Linked DNA regions of Mus musculus: region 2 is linked to region 1. Evidence: chromatin loops called from intact Hi-C (ENCODE). Cell type or tissue: heart. All regions are shown on one strand. Links, peaks and the distances in the headings refer to the core of each region. The heading gives the core; the rest is flanking DNA. Region 1 has its middle 13 kb from the start of Ttc30a2. Region 2 overlaps Gm50595.

Region 1 (2,916 bases), core at 214-2,713:
AGAGCTTATAACTTATGTACTGGGCTCATTATTATAAAATTTACGTTTAAAGCAAATATTTCTGAGCTCTTATGACCATAAAATATTTTTGCTTTGTTTTGTTCTCTTAATTTTTACAAGGGAACCCCAAGGACTCACTGAGAGTCCACAGAAACGACACAATGGGTGAAGCAGGGAGCACACATCACGATGAGAGGTTTCCACACCAGCCTTCTGTGGGGCAGCTTTAAACACATACTCAGCTGTTAATAGCTGGGGTTTCACAGTGGTAACCTGCTGCAGGTCAGAACTAACTGAAAACTGAGTGTATGCACCCAGCAGGAGAAGAACAATGGTCACCTTTATTACTGGAGAAATGAAGTTTGTGTTAGTTTCCCAGGAATGTTGAACATGAAAAAAGACTTCATAAACACAGCTTTTCTCTCATCACCACATCTCCCACAGGTATGGCTGCCATCAGGGCACCTCTACCCTGCTCCTCAAGGGATAATGAATTAAACATTTGGATTGATTTTGTTTTTTTGTTTTTTTTTTTAAGCTTTCATTTTCACGTGTCAATTCCTCAGAGAAAGCAGACTCTAAGGGTGAAATTGGAAAACAAAAACAAAACAAAACAACAAAAACAAAAACTCTCACTTCAAGTTCCAGAGAAAGACGGGAATACAGAGGACTTTTTATTCATCCAATGTGCCTTGACTTCAATGCGGTTTCCCAGAGCTGAGTCTAAACTGAGACATAGTGCCCAGGGAGAGTTTTCCTGAGCACATGGGTGTAAAGAAAATATGAAGATTAAAGCAAAGGGATGTGGGGATAGAATGAAGAGTGACTTGTAGAAAAGAGAGAAGAACACCAGAAATTGCAGGTACACAAACAAGAGACAGCTGCCCCTTTAAGGGTGTGGGCCGTGAGATGGCTCAGTGGGGCAAAAGCACCCTGACAGCCTGAGTTCAACACACAGGGCCCACAGTGGAAGTAGTAAGCTGACTCTGGAAAGCTGTATACACAGTCGCACACACATGCACATAGATGTGCTCGCACACGCCCCATCATCATCATCAACAACAACAACACTAAGAATAAAAGAAAGGATGTAATAATGACTGTTGTAGCCATAAACACAAGCGTGAGGTCTCTTGCCTCAGCTCTATCTAAAGTGTGATACACACAGTAACACCGAGGGAATCTCATTGGTGGCTTTGTGGAAGAGAATTCGTAAGTCGTAACACATGCTGCCCTTGGCTTTGACAAGAGCACCTCAGAGATGCCTGAGTGGTTAGAGTTTAGGAATCCTTGGTTTAGGTGAACAGAACACAGAATTTCTTGCAAGTGTCAAGGACTTCTGTCTCCAGAGAAATAACTCCACACTTTGCCAGCCAGCAACCGCCGAATGTCCTTGAGTGTCCCCCACCAGATTTATGAGAGAATGGTTTGAAACCTTCTAGACTTCTATTTCTCGTCTACAAACTTGAAAGTTGGTGGGGGGTGGGAGGGGAAATGTTCACATTTTGTTACGATTCTAGTCTTTGCTGATCTGATGTGAGTGGTTTGTTTTTTGGTTTAGTTTGGTTTGATTTGGTTTGAGGGTTGGGAGTCCTCTTTACCCAGCTCACCAAATCGAACTATTTGATGGATTACAAGTTCCACCAGTAGAGGGGGCCTCAAGGCTTCAAAACTCATGGGAAAGGCTTGAAAGAACCTTTGCTAGAGGGAACAGAATCATCTGCTTGTTTGGCAGATGCCCTAGCCGTCCTCTCTCTGAGTAGCTTTGAAATGAATGCAGTAGCAAGCTGCAGAGTCAGTCTGACAGAGGGCGGGGTAGTCACAAGTGAGTGTGAAATTCAGCATTCAGCTTTCTCAGTGCTCTGGTTGGCTATGGTAAATGTCTGGATAAAACAGCAAAAGTCCGATGCGCAACACTTTTTTTTTTAAATCTATGTGGCAGCTGTGGGCTGACTAGGCAGCACCCATCTGCATGCATCCTGTGCTCGAATTTGGAAAGCTGGATCTTAAAGAGCATGGGTTCCAGCTCCCACCTTCCACAAATGAACGGGAAATCTGAAAACTCTGTCATGTTACTAACATGAAGATGGGAATGTGCTTGTCTGGGTGGAAATGGCACTGGCAGCCTGGTTACTATGCCCTGGGAGCCGCGCACAACTTTCGAGAGGTCATCTCCATGCCACGGGTCCCCTTTCCCAGAAATAAAAGCAGAGCAAAAGATTAGCTCTCGCTGCCCAGTGTGTGGCGCTCGTCACATGAAAACGGTGGTGATTTCACCGGCTCCTTGCGGTCAGTCCTAGGGCCTCTTGCTTTATTCTGCCTTCACTTTATGAGTTCGGAACAGATTACAGCTCAGCAGTAGCAAAACATAAATGTATCGCTCCATCATGAACACTGCGATGACAAGGACAATCTAGGCGGAGTCAGAGACTGTGAAAATGAACACATGTGAGTTTGTCTTCTCTTTCTTTTCTTTTCTTTTCTTTTCTCTTTCTTTCTTTCTCTTTTTTCTTTAAGAGTTTATTTTGGCTCCTGGTTGGAGGTTACATTTTATCATGACAGAGAACTCACAGCAGCAGGAACTTGAGGGAGCTGATTACGTCATGCACCCTGTAGGGCTGGTGAGGTCGCTCAGCAAGGGAACGGCTGTCCATGCAAGCCTAGAGACCTGCGTTCAAGGCCCATACCCAAAGTAGGAGAGCACTAACTTCCAAAAGTTATCTTCCTCACTCCCACCCACCATGTAAGCACACAAAGTAACAGTGGCCAGTAAACATAATTCAAGAGAATAGGAAGAAGGAAGCTGGGTTAAGCTCACATCCACAGCCGAAGATTTTAAGAGGCTGAATGGGCACCCATCCCTGCCAGGGCCCCACCCCAGGCGCACGCTGAAGCCAGGCAACAAAACTGCCCGAG
Region 2 (2,916 bases), core at 148-2,647, 360 kb after region 1:
AAAGATAATTGATTTTAACAAGGCTGTATTAATGACAGATTATAAATTGAAATAAAAGTGGAGGATAGTTGACATTAGTTTTGTAGTGTGTCATCCTTATTTTAACTGCTCAGTTTATCATTAGGCATATCTTTAAGACTGTTTAGTGGTTGCTTTAAAATATTTTGATGCCTACTATAATCCGTATATAGTTCCCCATATGCTGCCAAGCAAATGCTACAAAATAGCATCCTATCATAATCTGAAATTTGCTCATAAAGATTTTAAGATTTATCATTGCAGTGTTATTTCTTCTTTCCGAAATCGTGCGATCAGAAATTAACTGTATATTCCAAATGAACACATTTAAAAGGATGCAAATGTGTCTGAGTAATTTTCTGATTTAAAAAAGAAAACCTCTTTAGAGATCCGTCTGTGAGTTTGACACAATGATGCCAGCAAATAACCGGTTCACTCAGCTCCAATCCTTGCATGTGAGATGGTCTATAAAATTTTTATAAAAGAAATAAACATTCTTATTCAAGGCCTTGAATGTGACGACATAAAGAGAAACTTACAAATAAACAGACTTGCGCCTTCTCCCTGACATGCTCGTCTGCAGACAGTGAGGCCTACTAAAATTCAGAAACAGAGTTAAATATTTGCTTGGCTTCCAGATGCCACGACTGCGAAGCTGCACTGCTCTCCCCCCCCCCCCCCCCCGCGTTGGGAGCTGGGAGCCCTCCGTAGAGCATCCCTTTAGGAGGCATTGGTGCAGGATGAGGGGGCGCAGATGCCAGCCAAGCGCTGCAGATGGTCCCCCTCATTAGCCTACAGCGCTCCACACAGCCATCCGGAGGAGGCTCGGGATGGCACTTGGACAAGATGTTAAGCTAGCCTCCTGTTCAATGTCATTACGGTTTCTCCAAATCCTCTGCTCAGTGCGCCCTGCCAGGTTCAGGCCAAGAGAGGTGACAGCTCCAGGCCGATGTCCCCATAGCCGACCTGGGAAACGTCCTAATTCTGGGCTAACCTAGACCATCCGCGAACGCAGTGTGCTTCCCCGCATGACATGCCATTGGCAACCTCCTTTCTCCTCTTCCTCGTCTGCCCACTACTTTATTAACGCTATGGGATTTTAATTTCTGTTTTCTTTAGCCTTTGTTTACGAACCATCATTGGAATCAGGGCATCCAGCCCGGGGAACCGGAAATGTTAGTTAAGTTTCTCAGACGAACAGCAGGGGGAGCGCATACTGTTTTACGGCCTGCAGTTTCTCAAACTAGATTGGAATAATTATGATAGTTGGGGTCTTACAATTAGAACATAGATGTTTACAATCTGTGTACATGTGTAACAAAGATTGCAGAACACAGACAATCACCATTCACTAAACGTCAGTTTTAAGTCACATAGGGTCCATTTTTATTTAAGTACTAGAGGTGTGCTAGGATGTTGGGGGTGAATGGGTGACAGGAAAGAACTTGACAGCAAGAATCTCTCTCTTTTGTCTTGTACTACAGGCAAAAGAGAGCCTTTATTGCAATCATCTAAAATCCTTATGCGATCTTGTAGCTGTCTGTCACCTCTAGTCACAGCTTAAAACGAGTTTATATTTTCTTTTTCTTTAGATTTTTATTTTATAAGCGTTTGACTGCATGTATGTGTTTTTATTATGTTCATGTCTGGTGTCCGAGGTCAGGACCTTGAAACTGGAGTTAGGGATGTTTGTGAGCTACCACCTGGGTGTCAGAAACTGAACCTGGTCCTCTGCGAGAGTAGTGATTGCTCTTAGTGGCTGTGTCTCCAGCCTCAGCTCCCACACTCAACAGAGAAATTCAAGTGGATCACTTGATGACATTTTTGGGATGGTGAAAGTGAGGAGAGGCTGTCCTGCAATCTGTTTTCTGAGTCAGACTTCAGTTTTAGATTTTAAAGTTGAGAACATTTTTAAAAAAGATTTGTTTTATTATATGTAAGTACACTGTAGCTGTCTTCAGACACACCAGAAGAGGGCATCAGATCTCATTATGGATAGTTGTGAGCCACCACGTGGTTACTGGGATTTGAACTCAGGACCTTTGGAAGAGCGGTCAGTGCTCTTAACTGTTGAGCCATCTCTCCAGCTCCAGTTGAGAACATTTAAAGCCCGGTGGGCTTTTATATTGTGCTCCCGGTCCATGGATCTGTAGCTTTGTCCTCCTTTAAGATAATTTAGGATGTCTGAACTACTCTTTGCTTTGTAAACCATTTTGATGTCCACAGACAGGCATTTTATATATTGTGGCTCACTGATGGCTCCCCTGGAGGGGCAGGAACTCTGGAGTGATGCTTAGGGTTTAAACTGAAGACTCAGCTTGCAGCCGTACAACAGTCACTTCACTGTGTGATCCACGACTATGGTAAGAACTATTTTGTAAATCTACACAATTTCTATGCAATGATTTTTGGGTTTCATTAGAAACAGCCCAAAACCAAGCATCAGCTCTACATTGGCAAGGGTGTTGAGTATTGGTTGGCTCTAAAAACACAATTAGACATTAAGAGTAGGGCTGGAGAGATAGCTCTGCTGGTAAGATCACTGACTGCTCTTCCAGAGGTCCTGAGTTCAATTCCCAGCAACCACATGGTGGCTCACAGCCATCTGTAATGTGATATGGTGCCCTCTTCTGGGGTGTCTGAAGACAGCTACAGTGTACTCTCTTTTTTTTTTTTTTTAAGATTTATTTATTTATTATATGTAAGTACACTAGAGCTGTCTTCAGACACTCCAGAAGAGGGTGTCAGCTCTCATTACGGATGGTTGTGAGCCACCCTGTGGTTGTGGGATTTGAACTCAGGACCTTCGGAAGAGCAGTCAGTGCTCTTAACCGATGAGCCCTCTCACCAGCCCCAGTGTACTCTTATAAATGAAAAAAAAAAGGGGTGGGTATAAGG

The links. Peaks named below come from ENCODE experiments on the same cell type or tissue, not always from the same donor. Only the 100,000 strongest peaks of a DNase experiment are listed, where the experiment ranks them.
Region 2: a loop joins it to region 1, with 6 times the contacts of the local background. A loop is called at or near these places in 32 of 42 quality-filtered maps.

What each region holds. Positions count from the first base shown.
Region 1 is chr2:75,963,981-75,966,896 of GRCm38, reverse strand. No RefSeq gene overlaps it. Among named protein-coding and RNA genes, the nearest start is that of Ttc30a2, 13 kb to the left of the region's middle. In heart, for the core only: CTCF peaks have their summits at 1,646 and 2,251; DNase peaks (open chromatin) are centred at 1,756 and 2,206; H3K4me3 peaks cover 825 bases; H3K27ac peaks cover 950 bases.
Region 2 is chr2:75,601,636-75,604,551 of GRCm38, reverse strand. The region is part of intron 2 of Gm50595; the gene reads left to right. Among named protein-coding and RNA genes, the nearest start is that of Gm39853, 10 kb to the left of the region's middle. In heart, for the core only: a CTCF peak has its summit at 1,217 (motif pointing right); no DNase peak of the experiment used is centred there; H3K4me3 peaks cover 725 bases; H3K27ac peaks cover 509 bases.